Regions from separate parts of the Homo sapiens genome. Here region 2 is linked to region 1. A link is a loop called in an ENCODE intact Hi-C map of the cell type or tissue named here. Cell type or tissue: PC-9. All regions are shown on one strand. Each heading gives the region's core, and the rest is flanking DNA. Links, peaks and the distances in the headings are about the cores only. Region 1 has its middle 11 kb from the start of L1TD1. Region 2 overlaps KANK4 (KN motif and ankyrin repeat domains 4).

The links. Peaks named below come from ENCODE experiments on the same cell type or tissue, not always from the same donor. Only the 100,000 strongest peaks of a DNase experiment are listed, where the experiment ranks them.
Region 2: a loop joins it to region 1, with 7 times the contacts of the local background. A loop is called at or near these places in 4 of 110 quality-filtered maps.

Annotation. Positions count from the first base shown.
Region 1 is chr1:62,177,770-62,189,818 of GRCh38, reverse strand. It overlaps the pseudogene PIGPP2. Among named protein-coding and RNA genes, the nearest start is that of L1TD1, 11 kb to the left of the region's middle. In PC-9, for the core only: no CTCF peak of the experiment used is centred there; a DNase peak (open chromatin) is centred at 8,998; H3K4me3 peaks cover 447 bases; H3K27ac peaks cover 930 bases.
Region 2 is chr1:62,300,325-62,316,422 of GRCh38, reverse strand. The region is part of intron 1 of KANK4 (KN motif and ankyrin repeat domains 4); the gene reads left to right. Among named protein-coding and RNA genes, the nearest start is that of KANK4, 11 kb to the left of the region's middle. RefSeq lists an enhancer at 7,261-7,947. In PC-9, for the core only: no CTCF peak of the experiment used is centred there; DNase peaks (open chromatin) are centred at 4,672, 6,312, 8,182, 8,672 and 1 weaker place; H3K27ac peaks cover 2,364 bases.

The DNA.
Region 1 (12,049 bases), core at 4,050-12,049:
CTGTGTCGCCCAGGCTGGAGTGCAGTGGCGGGATCTCGGCTCACTGCAAGCTCCGCCTCCCGGGTTCACGCCATTCTCCTGCCTCAGCCTCCCCAGTGGCTGGGACTACAGGCGCCCGCCACCACGCCCGGCTAATTTTTTGTATTTTTAGTAGAGACGGGGTTTCACCATGTTAGCCAGGATGGTCTCAATCTCTTGACCTCGTGATCCGCCCGCCTCGGCCTCCCAAAGTGCTGAGATTACAGCGCCTCGGCCTCCCAAAGTGCTGAGATTACAGGCCTGAGCCACCGCGCCCGGCCCTTGGTATTTTTTTCGCTGTTAATTTTTGGAATAGTTGCGTATGATTTTACGAATGGAGTTGAGTGGAGAGAGAGATACTCATTACTTTAGTGCCAAAAAAGAGTACATAACTGGTTACTATAGTACTAAGGAGGTAGACAGGTAATGCAACTGCCCAGTATTTTTGAAGCCAATAATTTAAGCATGAAGAATTTTGCCAAGATTCAGGAGCCAAAGTCCATAGTAGACAAGGCATGAAGCCAAATTGGGAGTTTAAGAAAAGAACAGAGCCATACATTGCTCTTTCTGGCAGATGTAATGGTGAATTCTCCATGACTATCCTACGGCTTTAGACAGTCTCAGCGCTGGGTCCTCTGTGCTAGTGATCAGGAAGCTGCAGGAGGGGGAGACAAGAAAAAATGAGGGAGGCCGGGCGCGGTGGCTCACGCCTGTAATCCCAGCACTTTGGGAGGCCGAGGCAGGCGGATCACGAGGTCAGGAGATCGACCCATCCTGGCTAACACGGTGAAACCCCGTCTCTACTAAAAATACAAAAATTAGCTGGGCGTGGTGGCGGGCGCCTGCAGTCCCAGCTACTTGGGAGGCTGAGGCAGGAGAATGGCCTGAACCCGGGAGGCGGAGCTTACAGTGAGCTGAGATTGCGCCACTGCACTCCAGCCTGAGTGACAGTGCGAGACTCCGTCTCAAAAAAAAAAAAAAAGAAAAATTGAGGGAAAGGTGAACATGCCATGGTGCCCCAACTCCATCCCAGTCACCCTAAGGCGACCAGTTTTCTGAGCCTCAACTTAAACATATATCTATTTTTAAGCGAATCTCCCTAAAAAGGCGACTGAGGTCTGAGAGATTCCCTTTTCTTACCCTTACCTGCCTTTTCCTCAATCTTTCTTTTCCCACTGTGTAAAAAGATGACATTTCTGAACTCATTTTTTTTAAAAGGAGTTTCACTCTTGTTGCCCAGGCTGGAGTCCAATAGCGTGATCTCGGCTCACTGCAACCTCCGCCCCCAAGGTTCAAGCGATTCTTCTGCCTCAGCCTCCCAAGTTGCTAGGATTATAGGTGCCCACCACCACACCTACGTAATTTTTTGTATTTTTAGTAGAGATTGGGTTTCACCATATTGGCCAGGCTGGCCTGGAACTCCAGACCTCAGGCGAGCCACCTCGGCCTCCCAAAGTGTTGGGATTACAAGCGTGAGCCACCGCACCCGGACTTCTTAACTCATAGGGGTATTTCTGCTGGGAAAAATCTGGTTGAGCGCAGGAGTTTGAGACCATCCTGGGCAACAAAGTGAGACCTTGTCTTTACTAAAAAGTAAAGACCCAATTAGCTGGGTGTGATGGCACACACCTGTAGTCCCAGCTACCTGGGGGGCTGAGGTGGGAGGATCACTTGAATCCAGGAGTTTGAGGTTGTAGCAAGCTGTGATTGTGCTACTGCACTCCAGTCCAGCCTGGGCAATGCAGTGAGACTCTGTTATTAAAAAACAAACAAAGCTGGGCGCAGTGGCTCATGCCTGTAATCCCAGCACTTTGGGAGGCCGAGGCGGGTGGATCACCTGAAGTCAGGAGTTCGAGACCAGCCTGACCAACATGGAGAAACCCTGACTCTACTAAAAATTAGCTGTGTGTGGTGATGGATGCCTGTAATCGCAGCTACTTGGGAGGCTGAGACAGGAGAGTCGCTTGAACCCAGGAAGTGGAGGTGGCGATGAGCTGAGATCGCACCATTGCACTCCAGCCTGGGCAACAAGACCAAAACTCCATCTCACAAACAACAACAACAACAACAAAAACAAACAAACAACAACAAAAAACAAGCCAGGTGCAGTGGCTCATTCCTGTAATCCCAGCATTTGGGAGGCCTAGGCAGGCGGATCACTTGAAGTCAGTTCAATACCAGCCTGGCCAACATGGCAAAACCCTGTCTCTGCCAAAAAATACAAAAGTTAGCTGGACATGGTGGCAGGCACCTATAATCCCAGCTACTCGGGAGGCTGAGGCAGGAGAATTGCTTGAACCTGGGAGGCGGAGTTGCAGTGAGCTGAGATCTCGCCACTGCACTCCAGCCTGGGTGAGGAGTGAGACTCTGTCTGAAAAACAAAAACAAAAAAAAACAAAAAAAAAAAACAAGAAAAAACAAACAAACAAACAAACGCCCGGGGGTGTGGTGGTTCACATCTGTAATCTCAGCACTTTGGGAGGCCGAAGTGGGCGGATCACCTGAGATCAGAAGTTCGAGACCAGCCTGGCTAACATGGTGAAACACCGTCCCTACTAAAAATACAAAATTAGCCAGGTGTGGTGGTGCAGGCTGTAATTCAAGGTACTTGGGAGGCTGAGGCAGGAAATCTCTTGAACCTGGGAGGCAGAGGTTGCAGTCAGCCGAGATGGCGCCACTGCACTTTTGTTTTTTGTTTTTTAAAGAAAAGTATATAGAAGCAGGCCTGGCATGGTGGATCATGTCTGTAATCCCAGCACTTTGGGAGGCTAAGGCAGGCAGATCACCTGAGGTCAGGAGTTTGAAACCAGCCTGGCCAACATGGTGAAACCCCGTCTCTACTAAAAATAAAAAAATTAGCCGGGTGTTGTGGTGGGCACCTGTAATTCCAGCTACTCAGGAGGCTGAGGCAGGAGAATCCTTGGAACTCGGGAGGCGGAGGCTGCAGTGAGCTGAGATCGTGCCACTGCGCTCCAGCCTGGGTGACTGAGGGAGACTCCATCTCAAGAAAAAAAAAAAAAAGAAAAATATAGAGAAGCAAACATAAATCACCTCAAATACTTTGACGTACATTCTTCCAGATTTTTCAGATTTTTTTCTATGTACATATGTGCTTATATAAAATATGAATTGTTTACATCTGTGAACTTTCTTTCTTTGAGGATTTTTTTTTTTTTTTTTTTGACAGGGTTTTGCCCTGTCGCCCAGGCTGGAGTGCAGTGGCGCAGTATCGGCTCACTGCAACCTCCACCTCCCAGGTTCAAGCAATTCTCCTGCCTTGGCCTCCAGAGTAGCTGGGATTACAGGTGTCCACCATAATGCCCGGCTAATTTTTGTCTTTTTAGTAGAGACGGGGTTTCACCATGTTGGCCAGGCTGGTCTCAAACTCCTGACCTCAGGTGATCTGCTCACCTTGGCCTCCCAAAGTGCTGGGATTACAGGTGTGAGCCACCGTGCCTGGCCTCTTTGGGAATTTTAATCAAAGTTGAGTTATATAAAAATTAATTGGGGAAGAATTACGTATTATTCAAGCTTTACAGCAATGAAGATGAAATCTCAGGCAAGTTACTTAACTTGCTTTGTGCCTATTTCCTGTAAAATGAGAAATACTATGGTATCAGCCTCATAGAATTGTTGATTAAATAAAGTCAAACATGCAAAGGTGCTTAAAATTGTGCCTATGGCATAGTAAGCCTTCCATAATTTTTTTTTTAATTTTTATTTTTTATACAAGGTCTCACTGTGTTACCCAGGCTGAAGTGCAGTGGCACAATCTCAGCTTGCTGCAACCTTTGCCTCCCAGGTTGAAGTAATTCTTTTGCCTCAGCCACCCTGAGTAGCTTGGATTACAGGAATGCACCGCCACAGCTGGCTAATTTTTGTATTTTTAGTAGTGATAGGGTTTTGGCATGTTGACCAGGCTTGTGTTGAACTCCTGACCTCAAGCAATCCACCCACCTCTGCTTACCAGTGTTGGGATTACGGATGTGAGCCACCGTGCCCAGCCCATAAATGTTTACTATTAACATTGTTAATGCCATCATTTGTTTAAAGTTTTTAAAAATTTTTATTATTTATTTATTAATTTTGAGATGGAGTCTTACTCTGTTGCCCAGGGTGGAGTGCAGTGGCACCATCTCAGCTGACTGAAACTTCTGCCTCCCAGACTCGAGAGATTCTCCTGCTTCAGTCTCCCAAGTAGCTGGGATTACAGGTACGTGCTACCATGCACAGCTAATTTTTGTAGTTTTGGTAGAGACGGGGTTTCACCATGTTGGCCAGGATGGTCTCGAACTCCTGACCTCAAGTGATCCACCTGCCTTGGCATCCCAAAGTGCTAGGAATACAAATGTGAGCCACCGTGCCTGGCCTCATTCTTTAAATTAGAGATGAGGTCTCACTATGTTGCCCAGTCTAGTCTTGAACTTCTGGGCTCAAGGGATCCTCCCATCTCAGGCTCCCTGGGATTACAGGTATGAGTCACCACGCCCAGCTGTTTAAACTTTTTGCATGTTTTTTTTTCTCTGAAATAGATCTTACACATTTTTTTTTTGTAGATATTATTCTTGAATAGCTGGGTGCAGTGGCTCATGCCTGTAAGCCCAGCACTTTGGGAGGTCGAGACTAGAGGATGGCTTGAGTCCAGGGGTTCAAGACCAACCTGGACAACATGACGAAACCCTATCTCTATAAAAAGTGTAAAAATTACCCAGGCATGGTGGTACGCACCTGTAGTCCCAGCTACTCAGGAGGCTGTGGTGGGTGGATCACGTGAGCCCAGGAAGTTGAGGCTGCAGTGAGCTGAGAATGCACCACTGCACTCCAACCTGGGTGTTGGAGTGAGACCCTGTTTAAAATATATATATTATATATATATATATTATTCCTGAGTAAAATTGTAAAATTGATGTTCATTACTATTGTGAATGATACTTTTCCCCTAGTCTATTCCTGATATGTAGGAAAGCAGTAGCTGATAGCCTATGGCTCATGTAGTAGCTCATAGCCTGGCAGTAGTTCATAGTCTAGCATTGAAACCGCCTTTGCAAAATTATGACTGAGACAGTGAAAGAGATCTAACCTAATCAGCTCTATCTTGCTTCTAACCTCCAAGCTGTCCCTGTTCATTCCTGGGCATAGGCTGAACTAACTTTGAGAGAAACTTAATTTATAGTTTAAAACAAAGACAATGACAGCCCTTTCTCAAAGCAGACCTCCTTCTTGCCGGGGGCCTAGATTGCCTTTGTAAGACGAATGCTAGCCACAAGATTAGAAACTATGGTTTAGAAGCCGGGCACGGTGGCTCATGCCTGTAATCCCAGCTCTTTGGGAGGCTGAGGCTCTTTGGGATCATTTGAGGTCAGGAGTTCCAGACCAGCCTGGCCAACATGGTGAAAGCCCGTCTCTACTAAAAATACAAAAATTACCCGGGGGTGGTGGCGCATGCCTGTAGTCCCAGCTACCAGGGAGGCCAAGGCAGGAGAATTGCTTGAACCCGGGGGGTGGAAGTTGCAGTGAGCTGAAATCGTGCCACTGCATTCCAGCCTGGGCAACAGAGCAAGACTCCATTTCAAAAAAAAAAAAAAAAAAAAAGAAACTATGGTTTAGGAGTCACGCAGCTGGAGGCTACCGAGTTCTGACCCTCCCTGAACTGCTCCTAAGATCAGTGCTTGAGATATTTTGCAGACCTTGCAATTGATGGATCAGCAGGTACCACCCAGATCAATACACTGGCTCATTTGATCTTGTGGCCCCCACCCAGGAACTGACTCAGTGCAAGAAGACAGCTTCAGCTCCTTATGTTTTCATCCCTGACCAATCAGCACTCCTGGCTCATTGGCTTCCCCCAACCCACCAAGTTATCCTTAAAAACTCTGCTTCCCGAATGCTCGGGGAGACTGATTAGAGTAATAAGAAAAGTCCGGTCTCCCACACAGCCGGCTCTGCATGAATTACTCTTTCTCTATTGCAATTCCCCTGTCTTGATAAATGTGCTCTGTCTAGGCAGTTGTTGGGAGAAAAGCTGAGTGTTGGGAGAGAAGCTGAGGCAGGGCTTGCATGTGTCCTAGACTTGCTGGCTCCTTGCTTCTAGCACTGCCATTATGTCAAGCAGCCATATGTTTCTCATTCACTTGATACACTGTTTCCTTTCAACCCCCACATCCTCACCACCTGTTTCTTTGTTGGATTACCAATAAATAGTGTGGGCTCCCAGAGCTTGGGGCCTTAGCAGCCTCCACAATAGCAATGGACCTCTGGTCCCACTTCTCTCTCTCAAACTGTCTTTTTCTCAATCCTTTGACTCTGCCGACTTCGTTGCCCCCACGACCTGGTGTTGGGTCTGATCACCCCAACATTCCTGGCTGCCCAACGTGGGGTGACAAAGACCCCAGTGAAGCAACGCTAGAGCATGGGGTCTAAAAGAAGCTTGACAGGAAAGCTGAGCACTTGGAAGAACCAGAGTAACAATGGGACAAAGTGAAAGCAGACATTCCGCTTATTTACATTTCTTAAGGCATTTATTACGAAGAGGGGGAGTAAGTTAGTACTCAGAATTTGTTATCACTCTTTAGTACAGTAAAGCAGTTTTGTCCATGGTTTCCTGAACAAGGGACTGTGGAGTTGGATGAATGGGAGAGAATTGGAAGAGATTTTAAAAAGGCATATAAAGAGGGAGCAGAAATTCCAGTTTTCATTTGGTCAGTGTGGGTGCTAATAAAGACGGCTCTTGAGCCATTTCAAACAGATGATGAGGCAGATTCAGATGAGAAAGAGGACAAGTGTAAAAAACTAACTTCAGATTCTGAGTGTGAGCAACAGCTACCAGAGGAGATTAAAGAAAAGAAAGGAAAATAAAAATATGTTTTACTAGCCCATCGCTTCCACCTGCTGAATTAAGTGAATGGCCACCTCCTGTCTCTCCCCTTAATGGGCAAGAAAAGAAATTAGCTGAAAAACTTACTGCTTCTGTAGTTGCAACATTAAAACCTGGAGCGATTGGTGGTACTATACAAAATTCTATTCAAAAAGCTACAGCCAAGGGAGACCTTGAAGCATGGCAATTTCCCATTACTATAATCCAGCAAGGAGGACAGAATATAACTAATTGGGCCGCTTTTCCTTTTAAGTTACTAAAGGAATTTAAGCAAACCATTAATACGGACCGAACCCTCCTTTTGTGCAAACTTTATTTAAAAATATGACTCTTGATAACAGGTTAACACTGTATGATTGGGATACTTTGACAAAATCTGTTCTCACTCTATCTCAGTACTTGCAGTTTAAAACCTGGTGGGCTGATGAAGCTCAAACTCAGACAAGGGAAAACATACAAGCACAGCCACCTGTGCCTGTTTCCTTTGAACAGTTAATGGGAGTTGGCCCTAATTGGGGTCGGTTAGAGAATCAAGCAGTAATGGAGGATGTTGCCATTGTTCAGCTGCGCTTTGTGTGCTTACAGGCGTGGGAAAGGATAAATGTTACGAGGGAAAAATATCCTTCTTTCAGTTCTGTCCGACAAGGACGTAAAGAACCATATGTTGATTTTATTGCTTGGTTCCAAGAGGCTGTGTATAAAGCCATAACTGATAAAACGGCTCAGGATGTTGTAATACAGCTTCTTGCATACGATAATGCTAATGCAGAGTGTCAAACTGCTATTAGACCCCTGAGAGGGAAGGCTCATTTAGCTGAATATATTAAGGCTTGTGATGGCATTGAAGGTAACTTACATAAGGCTACTGTTTTAGCTTGGGCTATGGCTGGATTAAGAGTAGGAAGGAGTATGCCCCATTTCTCAGGCTCTTGCTTTAATTGTGGGCAATTTGGACATACAAGAAAGGAATGTAGAAAAGGAAATCAAAAGGCAAAAACTACTGCCATCAATCAACAGAAAAGTCCCGGTATATGTCCCTGGTATAAGAAAGGCAATCACTGGGGAAATCATTGTCATTCTAAATTTAGCAAAGATGGACAACCTATTTCAGGAAACGGGAAGAGGGGCCCACCTCAAGCCCCTCAACAAACCGAGGCATACCCGGCACAGCCAGTGCCCTTACAAATGTAAAACAATTGTCCCCCGCCTCAGCAGGCAGTGCTGCTGCCTGTAGACCTCTACAGCACAATTCCCATCTCCTTACTTCTTGGGGAGCCACCAGAGAAGGTCCCCATGGGAGTTAGGGGACCCTTACCGTCAGGAACAGTCGGTCTATTACTTGGAAGATCTAGTCTAAATTTAAAAGGTGTTACTGTACATAGAGGAATAATTGACTCTGATTATACTGGAGAAATTAAATTAGTTATTAGTTCCTCGACTCTGTGGTCTGCCTCCCCAGGAGAGAGAATTGCTCAGTTGTTGCTGTTAACCTTACATAAAGCTAGGAAGCAGCACAGTGAAAAGAATAGGAGGCTTTGGTAATACTAATCCAGCAGGAAAGGCTGTGTATTGGGTTAATCAAGTGTCTGACAAAAGACCTATTTGCACAGTAACCATTCAGGGAAAAGATTCTGAAGGACTAGTAGATACTGGAGCTGATGTCTCTATTATTGCTGTAAATCAATGGCCCTGGCACTGGCCTAAGCGAAAGGCATCCATTGGTATTGTTGGAGTAGGAGCTGCCTCGGAAGTTTTTCAGAGTTCTTTGATTTTACCATGTCAAGGGCTGGATGGTCAGGAAGGGACAATTCAGCCTATCATTACACCTCTTCCTGTCAATATATGGGGTAGAGACTTATTGCAACAATGGGATGCTGAAATATCTATTCCTACGGATCAATATAGTAATAATAGTAGACAAATGATGAAAAATATGGGATATCGCCTGGGAAAAGGACTAGAAAAAGATAAATGACCAATCAGAACCTTTAGAATTAAAAGGGCAAACAGGTCGGACCAGATTGTGGTGCCATTTTTAGGAGCGGCCATTGTTGAGCCTCCGGCTCCCATTCCTCTTGTTTGGCTAACTGCCAAACTGGTTTGGGTGGAGCAATGGCTGCGGAAACAGGAAAAACTGGAGGCTTTAAAAGAACTGTTGCAGGAACAATTGCAAGAGGGACATATAGAGCCTACTTTCTCCCCTTGGAATTCTCCTGTATTTGTCATTAAGAAAAAAGCTGGTAAGTGGAGAATGTTAACAGATTTAAGGGCTGTTAATGCTGTGATTCAACCCATGGGCACACTATAACCAGGGCTGCTCTCCCCAACAATGATCCCAAAATACTGGATTGAATGTGCCTTAACTCGAAATGTGACTGATGAACAACTTTATCTTTTATTTCATTCTTTACAGCAAACAATACAATAAAGGCATTCACCTTTCTGTATCACTCATATGAGAGCACATACTAACCTCCTCGGCCCTTTAACTAAACTTAATCAAAGGGCGGATGCATTGTTGTCTGCAGCCTTTGCTGATGCACAAACATTTCATTCTTTAACCCATCTTAATGCCGCAGGCATTAGAAAAAGATATGGTCTATCATGGAAACAAGCTAAAGAAATTGTGCAACACTGTTCTGCCTGCTAAGTCCTGCATCTGCCACATCAAGGACCAGGAGTTAACCGTAGAGGTTTATCTCCAAATTCCATCTGGCAGATGGATGTAACACATATTCCTGCTTTTGGAAAATTGTCCTTTGTTCATGTTTCAGTAGGTACCTATTCACATTTTATCTGGGCCACATGTCAAACAGGGTAAGCTACAGCTCATGTTAAAGGACATCTTTTATCTTGCTTTTCAGTTATGGGAATCCCCGAAAAAATCAAAACTGGTAACAGCCCAGGATACTATAGTAAAGCCATGGCTACATTTTTTCAACAATGGAATATTACCCATACTGCAGGTATTCCGTATAACTCACGAGGACAAGCAATAGTGGAAAGAGCTAATATAGTACTTTAAAAACTCAAATACAAAAGCAAAAGGGGACCAGGAATATAAGACACCGCATATGCAATTGCATTTAGCTTTATTAACATTAAATTTTTTAAGTTTACAAAAAGATCAACCCATTACGGCAGCTGAACAACTCCTGACAGGACAAAAGGAAAATAAAAAGGCTGGACAAGATATATGGTAGAGGGATGCACATACAAAGAACTGGGAAAAAGGAAAGATAATTTTATGGGGAAGAGGATTTGCTTGTGTCTCTCCAGGTGACAATCAGGTGCCTGTGTGGGTGCCCACCAAACATCTAAAGTTCTATCATGAACCACAACATCTAGTGGACCCACCTGTACAGTGCAAATTGAAGGTTTAAGGATTGCTTTTAAGCCTTGATTTGCTTTCTCTGTGCCTTCTGTTAGAAGGGGCCTGCTTCTCGTTATCAACAGTAAGTTTTGCCCCATGGTAATTAACCAAAGAGGCAGAAGCTGAGTTACAAATGCTTCAGCAATAGCATGCCTCCCAGCTACAGCCACAAACGTTTTTGCTTCTGTTTCAGTAGATTTACTAACATGGGGGTGAAGGTATGCTTGTGTTTTTGCAGGAGATGAACAAACCACGTAGGTGCCCTCAAGATGTGTACGACCATGGAACAGGAGACTGGAAGGACCCATGGATCCCAACCATGGACTGGGTTCCCCTAGTATGAGCCATGCTGAGAAAGTGCTGGAGTGCCAGGGTTTTACCTATAGATACTTAACGAACCAATGCTTTCTGACTGAACTCCTCTCTACCCTGAATACAAGAGACCCTAATAGGTAGGCAGGAGTATCATCGCCCCTATTCAGCATGAAGTTACAGAAGGTGGACCTTCATCCTTCTGCAACCCCTAGGATTAAGGGTCCTCTGTAAAAGGGAAAGGGGAAATATGTAGGAAGCATTCAAACCAGAGCGACTCCATTTTGAATAAGGGCTAAGAAAAATGAAGCTGGATCACCAACTGGCAATTAAGGGCTGCACAGCCTGTGATTGCCTTGCTCAATTAATTTTAGAAAGAGGCCACCTTATGCTAGTAATAATGATAGCTGTGGCGGTTTTTACAAAAAAGAGAAGGGGGGCATGTTGGGAGAAAAGCTGAGTGTTGGGAGAGAAGCTGAGGCAGAGCTTGCATGTGTGCTAGACTTGCTGGCTCCTTGCTTCCAGCACTGCCATTATCTCAAGTAGCCATATGTCTCTCATTCACTTGATACACTGTTTCTTTTCAAACCCCACATCCTCACCACCTGTTTCTTTGAGCACCAATAAATAGCGTGGGCTCCCAGAGCTTGGGGCCTTCGCAGCCTCACACGATGGCCCCCTGGGCCCACTTCTCTCAAACTGTCTTTTTAATCATTCCTTTGACTCCGCCGGACTTCGTCGTCCCCATGACCTGGTGTTGGGTCTGATCACCCCAACAGCAGTGGGCAAGGTGAATCCATTGGGCAATTACAGCATCTCCTGGGAAAGATAGATTCTGTAAACAGGTAATTTTAACACAACATGTTAATTGAAAAGGTAAAAATAAGCAAGCAACAGGTTTCATGGAATGGCAGAGGAAGTTGCATTAGCAAAACTTGCAGAGGATGTCTGGGGAAAAGTTTCTTGGAAGTTGTAATAGGGAACTGAGTCTTGAAGAACAAGGCATTTTGCACAATGTGTGGATGCTGTGCTCTCATAAGTCAGGGAAAACAAACCTTGTAAACAATTTGAAGAGATTTATTCTGAGCCAAGTATGAGTGACCAAGGCCCAAGGCAAAATCTCAAGAGGTCCTGAGAACATGTGCCCAAGGTGTTGGGTTACAGGTTGGTTTTACACGTTTTAGGGAGACATAAGCATCAATCTAGACACGTAAGGTATGCATTGGTTTGGTTCAGAAAGATGGGATAGGTGGATACAAAGATTTTCTGATTGGCATTTGGTTGAAAGAGTTATTATCTAAAGGCTAGGAATCAATAGAAAGGAGTATCTGGGTTAAGATAAGGGGTTGTGGAAACCAAGGTTCTTATTATGTAGAACAGATGGTAAATGTCTCTTATCAAGCCTTAAAAGGTGCCAGACTCTAGTTAATCTCTCTGGATCAGGAAAAGACCTGGAAAGGGAAGGTGATTCT
Region 2 (16,098 bases), core at 4,315-12,314, 130 kb before region 1:
TCGTTCCTGGTACTTTATGAAGGCCACTGCTCATGGCTGGAAGATGGATATCTTGGTTTTGCTTCAGTTCAGTAGCAGCCTAAGGTGTGACAGGGAGAAAAATATTATGGGCAGAGTTGACAATTAGGAAGACAGATGGGCCCTCTCCCTGGCCTGTTCACCGCCCTTTGCCTGCAATATTATTACATCTGTTTTAGCTGGAGGAGGGTCACTTGTGCTTCACAGTTACCTCCTGGGTCCTGGATTGGGCCATGTGGGCCAGACTGGGGGACGCCCTTGGTGGACCATTGAGATCAGAGGCCCAGCTATTGACCTTGTCAAAGGTTTCTTCCTGCAGAACAGGCTAAGGAGAGAACGGGGTTCTTGCTTGCTGCTACCAGAGCTCTTGCCTGCCTGGCCCCTTTCTTAGCAGATTGGGATTTTCATTGATTCAGGAATTCACCCATTCTTTGAAACTGCATTGAGCCTCTGCTCTGTGCCAGGACCCGTGCTGATTCCAGTTTACAAGACAGGGCCATGGAGTATGTGCTTGTGCACTCGTGGCTCTGCTCTGCAGGGGGAAGGGAAGAGGCAACTTTTACTCCTAGTTCAACCTGCACTTCGGTAGGTATGGTGGGGAGGATATTTAGGACTTCTTAGTGCTGAGAATATGCTTACTTTTATTTATTTATTTTTGAGACAGGATCTCACTGTTACCTAGGCTGGAGTGCAGTATCATGAACATGGCTCACTGCAGCCTCCACCTATATACTTACTTTTAAAACTCTGATGTTGTGCAAGTTATGTCATCTGTGGGCGGGGGGACTCAATTTTCCTATCTGTACAATGGGTTTGAGAACAATCCTTTCTTGCCAATTTCTGGATGATGGCGTGGATACAGTTATCACAGAGCCACTCGATTGTGTGTGAAACAGGAACAGTACAATATCATAATGTACATGTGTGTCGATCCCTGGCATAGTCAAGCCTCACCCTTATCCTAGAGTTAGTTACTGCCATAATCCCCAATGTGTAGGTAAGGAAATCGAGGCTCAGAGAGGTTAAGTGACTTGCCCAGGGTCATGGTCCATATTAAATGACCATAAAACTGGGATTTCACAGAGCCCTCTGTCTTTGGAGATCAGACGGCTAACCACTTTGTGCTACACTGTAGTAGAGTTTGTGGGAAGAGGCATGGGTTTGGAGGTCAGTGTATCCTGGGATTGGAGCCTAGATTCACCGCCAAGCAGCTGTGTGATTTACAGCTGGTCCATAACCTCTCTGTGCCTCAGGACGCCAATCTCCCAGACCAAGTTTGGACTAAGAGGCTTCTAATGGGCCTTTCTGTGAACAGCCTGCAGTCTACACAGATAATATTTCAAAGTAGGATTAAAGGAGAGAAAAGGGGCCCTCCGGCTAAAAACAGGGCTGTCACAGTTTCCAGGATAAAATAAATGCTGTCCAAGATTTAAAGTACGTAGATGGTGAATGTGATACATGGGCAGTTATAGATTGGTGGCGTCTGAAGAAGCTGGCCGAGCGTTCCTTCTCCAAGAGAAAGAAGTCCTGTTTTCAAAAGGATCACTTCACTGTCTCGCCCAGGCCCTGGGCTCTGCCCCCTCAAATAGCTTTCTGGAGACACAGGCATTGTGGGAGAAAACACAAATCCCAGTTCCATCACTCTCCTCATTTTTTCCCCAAAAGTAAATAAAACTTGTTGGTTGGATAGATTTTTTTTTTTTTTAATGTGGCTGTGGCTTTTCCCCCTTTGCATGGAAGGATCCTTTGTGTCTGCAGAGTTTCCTTTGGTATGTATTTCTAATTTGTGGCTCTGACGTCAAATGACAAGGGGGGAGAGAAATACAGCATAGGGAGAATTTGCTCCACACAAGGATAAAAGAGCAGCCTTCGGTGCCGATTCCCCTCCACATCCTGGTTTCTGCCCAGCAGCCCGGAGACGCCAGCTCTCGGTGCCATCGATTTGGATGTTCCTAGCAGGGCACCAGGCAGCAGGGCTGAGTGTTTTCAGGCGCTGCGCTCAGTTCATCGGTGTTTCCCACCCCGCTCTCCCTTCTGCCTTGGAAAATGTAGCCATCCTACTCCTGGGGAAAGGTTTAAAAGACAGAATGGAGGCTGGGCGCAGTGGCTCACACCTTAATGCCAGCACTTTGGGAGGCTGAGGCAGGCCAATCACCTGAGGTCAGGAGTTCGAGACCAGCCTGGCCAACATGGAGAAACCCCATCTCTACTAAAAATACAAAAATTAGCTGGGCATGGTAGCACATGCCTGTAATCCCAGCTACTCAGGAGGCTGAGGCAGGAGAATCGCTTGAACCCAGGAGGCAGAAGTTGCAGTGAGCCGAGATCGCGCCACTGTACTCCAGCCTGGGCGGCAAGAGCAAGACTTCATCTCAAAAACAAAACAAATCAAAACAAAACAAAACAAAAAGACGGAATGGCAAGTTCGGTAGTGGCTGAATATAATAGTGTGGTCAGGGTCTACAGTTATTAGGTACGACGTTGAGTATGAATGGGGAGGGCATTTTATCAATGTTTAAATTTAAAAAAAAATTTATTATTTTACTTTTAGCTTGGGGATACATGTGCAGAACGTGCAGGTTTGTTACGTAGGTATACATGTGCCATGGTGGTTTGCTGCACCTATCAACCCGTCATCTAGGTTTTAAGCCCCGCATGCATTAGGTATTTGTCCTAATGCTCTCCCTCCCCTTGCCCCTCACCCTCAGCAGGCCCCAGTATGTGATGTTCCCCTCCCCGTGTCCATGTGTTCTCATTGTTCAACTCTTACTTATGAATGAGAACATGCGGTGTAATGTTTGAATTTTTAAGAGATTATTTTCATGGATCATTTGTGTGATTTGAAATAAAAAATAATAACAAAAGGCATTACCCACCTGCCCCTCCATAATAGGGTGTTTGGGAGTGAGAGGAAAAGAAAGGGAAAATGGCTTCACCATTTATTATCCCCGTGAGCCTGAGAACATTATTCAAGTTTACTAAACTTCAGCTTCTTTGTCTATATTAATAAAATGGTGCTGACCTGGGGCTCTTGTAACACAGAAAACAGAGACTCCCTTGAGTTGTGGTTCCAGGAAGAGACTGAGAAGCCATAAAATGCAGTACAGTAGTACCTCCTTTCCCATGGGAGATACATTCCAGGACCCTCTGTGGATGCCTAAAACCATGGATAGTACTGAACTCTATATATACTATGCTTTTTCCTATGCATACATACCTGTGATAAAGTTTAATTTATAAATTAGCACAGTAAGAGATTAACAACAATAACAAAAGACAACAATTATAACAATAATACTGTAACAAAAACTATGTGAATATGGTCTTTCTCTCTCTCCCTCAAAATGTCTTAATATTTTTGGACCTTCATTAACCATAGGTAACTGAAACTTCAGAAAGCGAAACTGCAGATAACAGGGGTTTGGGGGGGAACCACTGTATTGATGTCTAAGCACAGGTCTGGAAGGAGGCCAAGCATCCTTGAGGCAGTTGATACCGTGGAGAGGAGTTTGAGTTCAAGGTCATTCTTCCAGTACAGCTGGTCACTGGCCTACATTCTAAGTGCCATGGATTAACACAGCACCTGCCAACCCACCCCTTGCCCTACGATTGCACGAAGCTCTCTTTTGTTGCTGACTTCAAGTTCCAGAGAGCATCCTGATGTCTGAGCTGGTTCTCTGCAAGTGAGGCTTTCTCTCCAGTCTCTGTCTTGGCAGGTGCCAGGCAGCCAGGGCATGGGATGCCACTGTGGCAGGGGTCCTCCTTGGGCCAGTTGGATGAGAGGGGTGGGCAGAAGAGAGTCCTATGTGAAGAACTTTTGAGGCAGAAAGGGTGTGGGTGGAGATTCTTCAAGAAGGAGAGAAGGGTGAGCTGGAACTCAGAAATGTGCCCAGTAGAAATACTTACTGAGCCATAAAGGATCTAACAGAGATTCTTAACTTAGGGTCAAGAGCCCCAAGGGGTTCCCGTATAGAATTCAGAGGAGTCTGTAAACTTGGATAGGGGAAAAAAAGCATCTTTATTTAGGATTTTCTTGTATTACGAATGTAGGCAACAATCCACAGTGTATTTGCAGTCCCTGTGACATTGTCACCACTAGAAATCACAGATATTTTCATGTTACATTTTAGCTGCGACAGATACCTTGAAATATTATTTATGTCCCTGATGGCTTTGTATTTATAGTAGTTACTATACCTGCTGCCAGAGCTTGTTATTTAATGCATTAATAAAGAAGAATATATTACTATATTACACAATTTAAAAAATTTTATTAATTATATTTCAATATTATTGGTTTTCTTTGTAGTCAAGCTATGCATTTTATTTTATGCATTTTTAAATGTTCTGAGAAAGAGTCCATAGGCTTCACCAGTCTGCCAAAGGGATGAAGGCACAAAAAAGGTTAAGACCCCCGACAGGAAGTCAGTAAGCTTTATCCCCAATTTCCTACCCTCCCTCACCCTGACTTTTTATATACTCATCTGTCACTGTCTAATTAGTGGAAGACATTCTTAAGGAGTAGTAAATTTTATTTAATTGTTGGCAAATTTGCAAAAGCGCAGAATTTGTGGTTTGGGTAGAAGACTTTGATGTTATCTAGAGGTCAATTTACAAATTGCAGGCACACACGGCTGACTCATCGGGTAATTCTATCAGCCCACAAACCCACCAGCCCCTGAGCTGATTGCTTGGTTAATCCCATGCAAAGCAATCTACTGGAACAACCACCTAGCGCGCAATGATGATCCCGAGAGGTTAAGGAGTTTGTGTAGACTAACTGATGAATCCCTTGATCCAGTGCAAACTAGAATCCTAGGAAGGAGATGAAGCTGGTGAAGAAGTAGCTTTGAAGTGGGTTCTGAAATGGAGGGTATGCAAAGGAGGAGGAGGGAGGATGTGGAGGACTGGCCCCATGGTGATTTTGAGGAGGAAGCCAGGAAACAGGAGCGTCTACTGGAGCAATATTTATTAGAGTAGTGGTTGTGTTTTTTTTTGCTACCTTTTATCGAACTTGTGCCAGACACCGTGCCAAGACCTTTGAATATAGCAGTTGTTTCATCTTTACCCACTACTCAATAAGGTATGACTGTTATCATTCCCGTTGTATTGGTGAGCAAAGTGAAGCTCTAAGAGGTTAAACACTTGCTCTAGGGTACCCGAGATATCAAGTGGTGGAGCCAGGAGCTCAGCCTGCATCTGCCTGATTCTAGAAACTTGTTCTTGAAACCTACTACAGGCAACTGGGAAGAGTGTGTTTGGGAAAGCTCTGGCTGCCATATTCTTTTGGTAGGAAAGTGCTTACTATCCATCCTCATCTTCCCCAATCCATCTCTCTGGCCTTTGCTTGTTCTCACGCCAGTTCCTTCCCCTCCCACCCTTAACCCACTCACAGGCATACAGTCTGCAGGAGTGATGACAGAATAGAAATTACAAGCAAAAGCTGTGGAGTCAGGCAGAATGGGTTCTAATGCCAGCTCTGCTACCTGGCCATGACCATGCTGAACCTCAGTTTTTGTATTTGTGAAATGGAGATAATGGTGCTTGCCTAATTTTACCTATTCTCCCTCTAGTGCTTCAGCGCCATTTTGGGTAGTTCTTTCCATTTGGGTGGGAGGAACTAGACTTAGACTGGGTGAAATTGTCCCCATCTTCTCAGGTGAGCTCTTTTAGGAAGGCTTCCCTGATTTCTCTCCAACATGAGCAGCAGGCACTACTCATCATAGTACCTGGCTCTGGCCTTGTGAAGAGCTAATTGCTATTGCTGTGCATGGCTGTCCCTCTGTATAGAAGCTCCTTCTCCCCTTCCCAGTGCCCAGTGCCGCATCTGTCATGGAGGCCTTCTCAGTAGAACCTTGATAAAAGCAAATGAATTGTTTCTTTCATTCCCCCTTTCAGGGAATTTGCCCATTCTTGGCACCCCAGCCCCCCAAACCCCTTTTCTGGTCTCCGTCACCTAGAGCTTGTCCCTCACCTTTCTTTGGCCCCTGCTGCTTTCTCCCTCTCTCTCCAGTCCTCCCTGCATCCTACCTTGGCCATTAATGCTGCTGCTCCAAGTGCCAGATGCACTAGGCTCCTACGCAATTTTGTATTAGTTGAGGGTGGAAGAAACCTTACCACTTACCTAGATCGTCCCCCTTGTCTTACAACTGAGGAGCGAACCAGAGAGGGCAGGTGGCAGGCCCTGGGTGGCAAGGGGATTGAATGACTGAGCTGAGTGAGGACTTTTGCCCCAGTTTGCTGCCCTGCCCTGGGACTGATGATTCCACGTGGTTAAGTGACTGATATTTTGGACAAGGGAACAGGGGAGGAGCACATTCTTCTTCAGGTGCTTGCTTGCCTTGCTGTAGTGCCTGCCTCGGGGCTGGCCTTCCCTGACTTAATCCTCTTCTTCATTCTATCCCCATGTCCCTTGGCTTTGCCGACTGCTGAATGGAGCCCTGTGTCAGCCAGGCCTGTGGGTGGCCGCCTTCGGGTGATGCTTGCTGGTGCCAAAAGGCTCCTGCCCTGAGAGCTCTGCCCACTGGCAGAGAAATTCCCCGCTTTTGAACCATTGCTTTGGGCTACTTTGTCTTCTCCAGGCAGCTCTTGTTAAAATGTAGATGTGTTACCTGGAAGGAGAACCTGTTAGTCCATCGCAGTGTGGCCCGTGGAAGAGTGAAATTCCCCTGGCCTTGGCTAAGTCACATCGCTGCCCTATCCTCAGCTTCCTATCTGTAAAATGGGGACAAAAAAGATTGTATTATAGGGTTACCCAAGATGAAATGAGATAGTGCACTTAAAGCCCTTGGCACATAATAACTAGTTAATAAAATTAGCTTTTTTAAAAAAATTTAAGTAATGTAGTCTTCTTTCAGTTGAAGGTTTCTTTTTCCTTTCTAATTATAAAGTGGTTTTGAAGTTAACTTTCTTGCCTTTAAAATAGGGTAAAAGATCCTACTTCACTGGTGTGTCGAGGATTTATTGAGCTAAACTGCCTGTGGATGCTACCAGGTCTGCCTGGGATTCTCAATGAGAGCCTGGTGCTGTGGTCTGAAAGCTGGTATCCTCCCAGAATTCATATGTTGATGTTCTAATCCCCAATGTGATGGTATTAGGACATGCAATCTTTGGGAGGTAACTTAGGTCATGAAGGTGGAGCCCTCACAAATGGGATAGTGCTCTTAGAAGAGAGAGCTCTGTCAACCCTTCTGTCATGTGAGGACACGCCAGATGCCAACAGTCTGCAAGCTGAAAGAGGGACCCCACCAGAACCCAGCCATGCTGGCACGCTGATGGCATTCTCCGAGCCTCCAGAACGGTGAGACATACACACATCTTTTGTTTGGAAGCCACCCATCTTATGGTAGTTTGTGATAGCAGCCCAGACAGGCTAAAACACCTGGTATTCTTCAAGTTATCCTGGAGGTGAGGATTGAAAGCCCCTGGGAGCCCCAAGGGAGGTTCTGGGACGGTCCCTAAGGGAGGAGATGGAGGAAAAAGAGGCAGGAGAATCAGAAGTCAGGGGGACCCTGCTCCTCCACCCCAGCTGCTTAGATGCCAAGTCTGGGTGGGAGGGGACTTAGGAATCTGCCTTTCTCTGGGAGGGTTTGGGCCCTGTGACATTTTTCCCAGATCGTTGCCTTCTAGGCAAGTTCTCTGAGGTGCTGAGTTCCCTGGGGAGAGGTGCCCTCGGTGTTCCCTCCCTGGCTTGACTTTGGGGGTGGTGGTTGTGGTGGTGGTAGCAGGAAACCAGAGTTTTCCTTAACCCTCTGATCTTGGGATGAGTGTTGGTGGGTGCTGGAAACTGCTCCTTTGAGAGGGTGGCTGGGCTTTTGAGAATGTCAGCCTGGCTAGATTCTTTGTGATTCCTCCTGAGACCAGGATAGTTCTCTCCAACCTGGACCAGGAGAGAGATCAGGAGCAGGAGCACCTGGCCCAGGCTCCTGGCTGGTGAGTGAGGAGGGGTAGGGGGTGCAGCTGCTCAGGAGTTTTCTGGTAACCAGCATAGACTCACTTCAGGGCTCTCTACAGGATCCTCCCACCCCTGCTCTTGTCCTGACTGCAGAAGGCACATTATCTGGCCAGGCAGCCGCCCTGGGCAATAGGAGGTCATTAGGCCCCTCTCCATGCAGGCGCCTGTGTGAGCCTCTCCAGCCGGCTTTCCTGTTAGCCTCTGGGGAAGGTGCGTCCCCACTGTCATCCATCATAACTGTAGTTAGCCTTCCAAAGCAGAGCCTGAATCATGCAGAAAACACTTTTCCCTAGGGCGCTAGAGACCAGGAGCAAAGGGCAGGCAGAGGTGAATGCTGGTTCCTGGGGCCCAGAGACCAAGCTGCAACCTGCCACTTGCCAGTCTGATAGAAAAGACAAAAAAGGGCATCCTACAGGGTGGATACGGGGTGAGCAAAGGCACAGGGGTGTTAAGGCAGGGGGTGAGGTGTGAGTGGCATTTATGAAGGGCAGAGGAATTGGAGATGAGGCTAGAGAGGTATGCAGAGACAGCCTTCAGGGCCTAGCTGGCAGGCACATGGGTGGCATTTGGCTTGCATTTGGGTTCTGTTTGACCTTCATAGCATTTTTTAAAAAAGAAGAATTCTGTCAACATTTAAAAATCAGATTTTACATAAATCTACATGTCTAGCTTCTTTTGAAAAAAAAAAAAAATCAGGTCTGGCAACACTAGCCTTGAGTCACTCCCACCATGGCCACACCTGGCTGGAAGGTGAGCAGTGGACCTTCGGTGATGGCTGGGGTCCCACAGCCAACTGGCTTGTCTGAAATCTCTGCCATAAGCTTACTGTGGAGTTATTACAATGTTCTCAGAATGTTAATGTGTTACAGGGGAGGAGAAAGGAAATTCTAAACTATTCACATTATAGTCTGTTTATCAGATTAGGAAATGAATTTTAACTACTCCTCAGGAATTTTTTTTTTTTTTTTTTTGGCAGAGTCTCTTTCTGTCACCCAGGCTGGAGTGCAGTGCTGCGATCTCAGCTCACTGCAACCTCTGCCTCCTGGATTCAAGCCATTCTCCTTCCTCAGCCTCCCAAGTAGCTGGGACTGCAGGTGTGCACCACGACGTCCGGCTAATTTTTGTATTTTTAGTAGGACAAGGTTTCACCATGTTGGCCCGGCTGGTCTCGAACTCCTGACCTCAGGCGATCTACCCACCTCAGCCTCCCAAAGTGCTGAGATTACAGGTGTGAGCCACCGCACCGGACTCCTCAGGAAAATTTTGATTGTGGGTTGAGAAGCAGTTAGGTGGGGCAAATGGGATGCTTCCTGCATGATGGCCTGGGAAGGAACCTGGACGAAGTGAAGGTGGGGCCAGGACATCTGGAAAGATGGAATGACGGGTAGGCCTGTTTGCTTTCAGCTGCAGTGTCTGGCATCTTTACTGGGGATGACACCAAAACACCCACCCTTGGCCAATATTTATTGTATTGTAAGATGTTTACTATCTTACTTTATTATCCTTTTAAGCTTAAAAAGAAGGACAGAGTGAAATGTTTCTGTGTGTTTGTGTGTTTAATTGCTACAGAAACTAATACAAAGAGAATTTTTAGGAATAATTTGGAAAAGGAGGAGAGGAAAAGAAATTATTATTATGTTATATTATATTACTATTCCTCTAAATAATGTGTATGTTGGAGGGGGTGGCCTTTACAATTTGAAAGGCTTTGTGAACACTATTGGGAATTTTTTTATTAAAAATTATTATAAATATCATACCAGTTAGCAGCAAACATTGAAAAATATATAGAGGTAATGAGTTATGATCATGCCACTGCACCTCTGCCTGAGCAACAGGGATAGAGAATCTGTTTAAAAAATGATAATAATAAAATAATGTAGAAGCATATAAAGGCAAAAACTTTAAACTGTCAAGAACTGGTGGTTAGAGCATATAGACCAGTTTGGAGGAAATTGATCTAGTTTGGCACTGTATATATATGATATGTAACTACATATTCTTATATAGAGCTAGATACATATCCAGATATATTTGTATAGAAAATTTTTTAAATAAAAATGGGGCTTACCTATTGTCCTGCTGTTTTTTTCCTCATACTCCATCTTGAACATATTGCAAGTCATTAATTATGTCTGGGTCTGAGTAAAGAAAGTCTGTGGTCTAGGTGCAGTGACTCATGCCTGTAATCCCAATGCTTTCAGAGGCTGAGGCAGGAGGATCGCTTGAGGCCAGCAGTTTGAAACCAGCCTGGGCAACATAGTGAGACCCCTATCTCTACAAAACATAAAAATAAAAATTAGCTGGGCATGGTGGCACATGCCTGTAGTCCCACCTACTTAGGAGACTGAACCAGAAGGATCGCTTGAGGCCAGGAGTTTGAGGCCACAGTGAGCCATGATGGCACCACTGCACTCCAGCCTGGGCAGCAGAACAGGACCTTGTGTTAAAAAGAGAGAGAGAGAGAGAGTCTGTAATGGGAAACACTACTAAATAGAAAGAGCTAGTCCTGAATCCCCACTGGGCACCTCCAAACCTTAGTTGCCAGTTCTTTTAAATGGAGATGATAATTCCTTCCTTCAAAGGTTCTACTGAGGGTTAAATAAAATGTGAATGTGTTCAAAGCAGCTTTTTGGGTACTGGGTTATCAGAGCGCAATGCAGTGTCAGGAGAAAGCAACCCCTGCTTAACATCTTCCATTCTTTGGATTCCCGATTTTTCTTCCTTCACCGTGTTGCAGGAGGGTTCAGAGGGCCAGTGAACCTTGGATGAGTTATAACTTTCACAGTGGAGCTTAAAATCCTCCTTTCAGTGCTGTTTAACATTAAAATCTCAAGCAGGGGCAGGCATGGTGGCTCACACCTGTAATCCCTGAACTTTGGGAGGCTGAGGCAGGTGGATCACCTTAGGTCAGGAGTTCAAGACCAGCCTGGCCAACATGGCAAAACCCCATCTCTACTAAAAATACAAAAAAATTAGCCAGGCTTGGTGGCAGGCGCCTGTAATCCCAGCTACTTGGGAGGCTGAAGCAGGAGAATTGCTTGAACCCGGGAAGCGGAGGTTGCAGTGAGCCGAGATCACGCCATTTCACTCCAGCCTGGGCGACAAAGCGAGACTCTGTCTCAAAAAAGAAAAAAAAAATCTCAAGCAATTCATCAACAGCTGCATTCGGGTTTTGTTTAGGACATTTTCCCTGGAATCACTTTTATTTATTCAGCTGCAGGAAAATTTCTGAAGCCAGGTAGGTATGTGGTGTTCTCTGATAGGAAGGCTTTGGCCTGTGCTGGCTCTTGGGGAGATGGAGGTGCCCTCCTGCCGTAGGAAAGGTCAACCCCTCTTAGTACAATGGAGGGGATTCACAGCTTGTCTTTGCAAGTGACACCTCCTTCCTGCACCCTCCTTTTCCGTTTTCACATCTCTTCTGCTTCCCTCTCTAGATTACAATATTCCCTTTCATTTGGATATCACTTCGTCTTTAGCAAAGCACTTGTACTCCCATTATCTCATTGAACCCTCTGGCAAGTCTATAGACTTAGGACAGTAGTGGTAGGTAGCAGATAAGCAGCTGAGGCCCAGAGAAGTTGTGATATGCCTTAAACTCACACAGCAGAAATTGGACAAATCTGAGTTAGGATCTGGATTTCCTGGCTCACAAGCCATGCCGGTCGCGCTGTATCATATTGCCTCCTTTCTTAATTGTTGGCAGGAATCTCCTGAAAGGGGAGGCTGTTGGCGAGGGGGCGGGTAATCGGCCCCAGTGCTGGCTGGTTGGGAGAGGCTTTTTGGAATGCATGAGGTTGTTGGGCTTAGTGTCCTAAAGAGACTGGTGGGAGCAAGCGAAGAGGATGGGGCTGGGTGGGGCAGTTTGGAGGTCACCTGAGGTCAGTGGAGGGGGCAGACAGGAGCTGGGGAAGTTAAGGCCCAGTGCAGAGCTAGAAGGGGAGAATCCTGGATTGGAAGCAGGTCCAGGGTCCTTCTTGTCATCACTGGAAGGCTTGTGGGCTTTTTTGACATTTGGTCTCATTTTGGATGTTTGGCCCTTTTCTTGCCCCCATCAGTGGCACATCATAAAAATCTGCTTCTGGTATCCCAGTGAGCACCTCTTTCTTATTTCAGGTCACAGCTCCCTGGCACTCCATTCCCATGTCCAACAAATCAAAACTTATCAGTTCTGTTGCTATTCAGATCAACGTCTTGGTTAAATGGGCCTAAAACATTCATTTAGCCCAAATTTGGTATATGGACCAGCTCTTGCCAATAGAAATAGAATCTGAAGGTCCGGGCATGGTGGCTCATGCCTGTAATCCCAGCATTTTGGGAGGCCAAGGTGGGCAGATCACTTGAGGTCAGGAGTTCAAGACCAGCCTGGCCAACATGCGGAAACCCTGTCTCTACCAAAAAATACAAAAATTAGCGAGGCATGGTGGTGTGTGCCTGTAGTCCCAGCTACTTGGGAGGCTGAGGTTGGAGAATCGCTTGAACCTGGGAGACGGAAGTTCCAGTGAGCTGAGATTGCACCATTGCACTTCAGCCTGGGTGACAGAATGAGAGCCTGTCTCAAAAAAAAAGAAAAAAAGAAAAAGAATTTGAAATACATTTTAAGTTTTCTAGGAGTACATTAAAGAAAATAAAAAGAAAACAGGTGAAATTAATTTTAATATATTTTATTTAACCCAATATATCCAAAATATTATCATTTCACCATGTGATCAGTACCAAAAAAAGAGAAATTTTATATTCATTTTTTCATATTAAGTCTTTGAAATTCAGGTGTACTTTACACTTACAGCACATTTTAATTCAGACTAGCTACATTTCAAGTGCTCAGTAGTTAGTTAAGTAACATGTAGTTAGTTAGCCACTAACATGTAGTTGGTGGCTACGATATTGGGCAGCAGAGTTATGAACCAAGACGACTTAGTTTGGGATGGGCGGTGGGTGCTTTTGGGCACCTTTGTAATTAGGGTGCCTTTGGGTCGGGGGGCTGGTCAGGAAACCTCAGCTATAACACATCATGGCTGCTCGCCCTGTCCTCACCTTTGCACTTGTTGGTATGGATGACATGATGTTGAAAATACCGCCCCTCCCCATTATGCCAGCTATCATGCCCTTCTTTGTGCCCTACAATCTCCCTCTCTCAACTCCTTTGACTTTTGTCAGCCCCATCCTGGATTAAACTTTACTGTCCCATTTCTCTGACCCTGTCTTGGGACTGCTGGATCCATTAAATCCATGCCCTTTGACTTCATCTGCTACTTGGCATCCTCCATGTGTGTCAGCTGCCTCTCATCCCAGTATCCTCACTGACTATTGCAAACCTCATCTACACTTCGTAAGTTCCCAAGTCCATTCACACAGCCCTCAGTCTCAGCTCTTGATCTCTTCCTACCTGAGAAGATGGAGATCATGTGGCTTAAACTTCCTCATTCCCACCTTGCTGTTTTTCTCCATCTTTGCTCTCCACTCCCCTGCCAAAGCCAAACTTTGAAAGCCTTCTCTTCCCACCTCCAGAAACTCTAGCAGACTGGCCCTTTGGGTAAAAGCCATGAACTCTTAAGCCAGAGCTTTTGGCTTCAAATCTCAGATTCTCCTACTGCTAACCTGGGTAAACTATTTCACCTCTGTCTTAGTCCATTTGGGTTGCTATTACAAACTACCATAGACGGGGTGGCTTATAAATTTTAATAAATTTTATTTCCCACAGTTCTGGAGGCTGGAAGTCCTGGGTCAAAGCGCTGGCAGATTCCACGTCTGGGGGACAACCCTCTTCCTGGTTCATAGACAGTTGTCTTCTTCTGAGTCCTCAGTTGGTGGAAGAGGCCAGGGAGCACTCTGGGGACTTTTTTATGAGGACATTAACCCCATTCATCTGCTCTATCTGCCCAAATCCCTATCTCCTAATACCATCACATTGGGGGTTAGGATTTCAACATACGAATTTTAGAGGGGGCTCATTCAGTCTGTAAGCACCCTCTCTTTGCCTAGTCTTCTCATTGTAAAATATGAAATAAAATAATAAAAGCATCTAGCTCCTAAGGTAGTGGTAATGAGTAAATTCAACATGTGTTGCATCTTTTATTTAGCACAGTGCCTGGAGTAAATGTCGACTCCTATGCCAGCTCCTCTTTCTTGCATCTAGAAGTCCATCCTTCTCCCTCGGCTTCTTCCTCCAGACCTGCAAACATGCTCGCCTTTCCCAGAGCTCACCTTGTCCCTCCCTGGAGCTACTGTCCCTTTCTCTCCTGAATTGCACTGGAAAACAGCCAAAGCGTAGCCCATCTGCTGCTTCAACCATCTTGTCAACCCTTGACGTCTGCCTCCTGCTCTTTTGAAACTAAGCCCGAGCCTCACATGGTCTTCAAGTTCCACAGCATCTGACATCATAGAACAGTCTTCTCAAAACTGACCCCCTTTGTGTTTCTGAGCTGTACCCCATCCTGGCTCTTCCTTCTTACCTGTTCCCCATGCATGACTGTCTTCAGGGGTGCTCCTCAGACTCCTCTGCTTGCTCTTGCTTCTCACCACCCCCCACCCCCAACCACGTGGTGATCACACGGAAATGGATGGCTCTTGAATCTACATCTCTAAGCTTCAGGTTTCTCCCTTGTCCCAGCTGTTAGGTGCCAAGTGCTTTCTTCCTTGCTTTCTCTCTGGTTGGTGACCTTTCAATCCCCACTGCAGGCACTGTGATAAGCATTTTACATACCTCATCCCAATTCATCTGTGTAATCCTATAAGGAGGAAATTGTTTTTTTCTCGTGTTAGCTATTTGGACGCTGGGCTGGCAGTAGAGGCGGTGGGCGCAGTTAGGGAACCTAAACACACACTGGTAAGTGGCAGAGCTGGGATTCAGACCCGGATCCACACACTCCAAAGCCCACACCCTTAATCTTTGTGCTTTCCTGCCTCTGTCCGGTCTAGTCCCAGGCTACGCTGTTTTCATAATTTAATAAGCGGTGGGTGCTGAATACCACTCATGTATGTCAGACATTCTTCTGTGCCTGTGTTGTTTGTGTGTCGGTGTTCTGTTCACCTTGCTGTTGGCCAGGTTCATCACTGGTTAATTTCAGTCTATGTCTGGACCTTTGGTGTTAGTACCTGAAAATCTTAACTGAGCCCAGGTCCCTGCTGTGCAATGCAAGAACCCAGTAGTAGGAGCGTGCACACATTTCCACATAGTGCATATGTTTCTCTTTCTCCCAGTCTCCCCATCTGTGAAATGAGAGAGTTGAACTCGGTAATTGCAGGAGCCTGTCCAGCTCTTGTGCTCCGTAAGTCTGTTTCATGTTCTGCTTACCTGGAGCCTACTGTGTTCCCAGCACATGATAGATGCTTTTGGGCAATGCTGAGAGAACACAAAAGGCATTGAGCTGTCACGGAGCCGAAACTCAGTCAGGAAGACAAAGCCAACACTCATGAAACTGCCAACCATGTAAGACGTTATGTAATTATGCCTGCAATTTCAGATTATATACATTTGTAATGGTTCAGTACAGGAGAAGAAAAGCTTCTGTTCTCTTACAAGAAAAAAAATAAATAAAAGGAGCATTTAGGGAAAGGTATTAAGTCTGGCCAGACTGCTTGCCAGACTTGCTATTTCCCTCTTGAAGTCAGTTGTTCATTCTGTAAATATTTATTGAATGTCTACTAATAGTCCAGAATCTGGGGACATACGCCCCTCATTGCAGTCAGAGTTGTATTTAAAACCCAGCTTTCGTCTTGTTCCTCCCTGCTTAAGAACTTTTGATGGTTTCCTATTCTAGAAAATAAAATGAGCTGACTTCCAACCTCTGTCTTCCGCCATCCGCTTCCCCGACCCTGTACTCTAGGCCAGGATTGCTGGTCATTCTTCAAGCCCACCATACATGTTTTCATCTCTAGCTAGAGAGCTGCTTCTCCCATCTGCCTGCTTAACTTTTACTCATCCTTCAACGCCCAGCTCAAAAATACCAGATCTGTGATGTTTTTCTGATCCTCTGAGATGCTCCAGCCACACCTCTCTAACACCACATAGGTCCTTGTTTAGGTCTCTGCCTCCCATTTTGGACGGTGAGTTCCTTAAAGAAAAGAACCCTGTCTTTTTCATCCATGAGTCCACAGAACCTAGCCCAGTGCCTGAAGAAGAA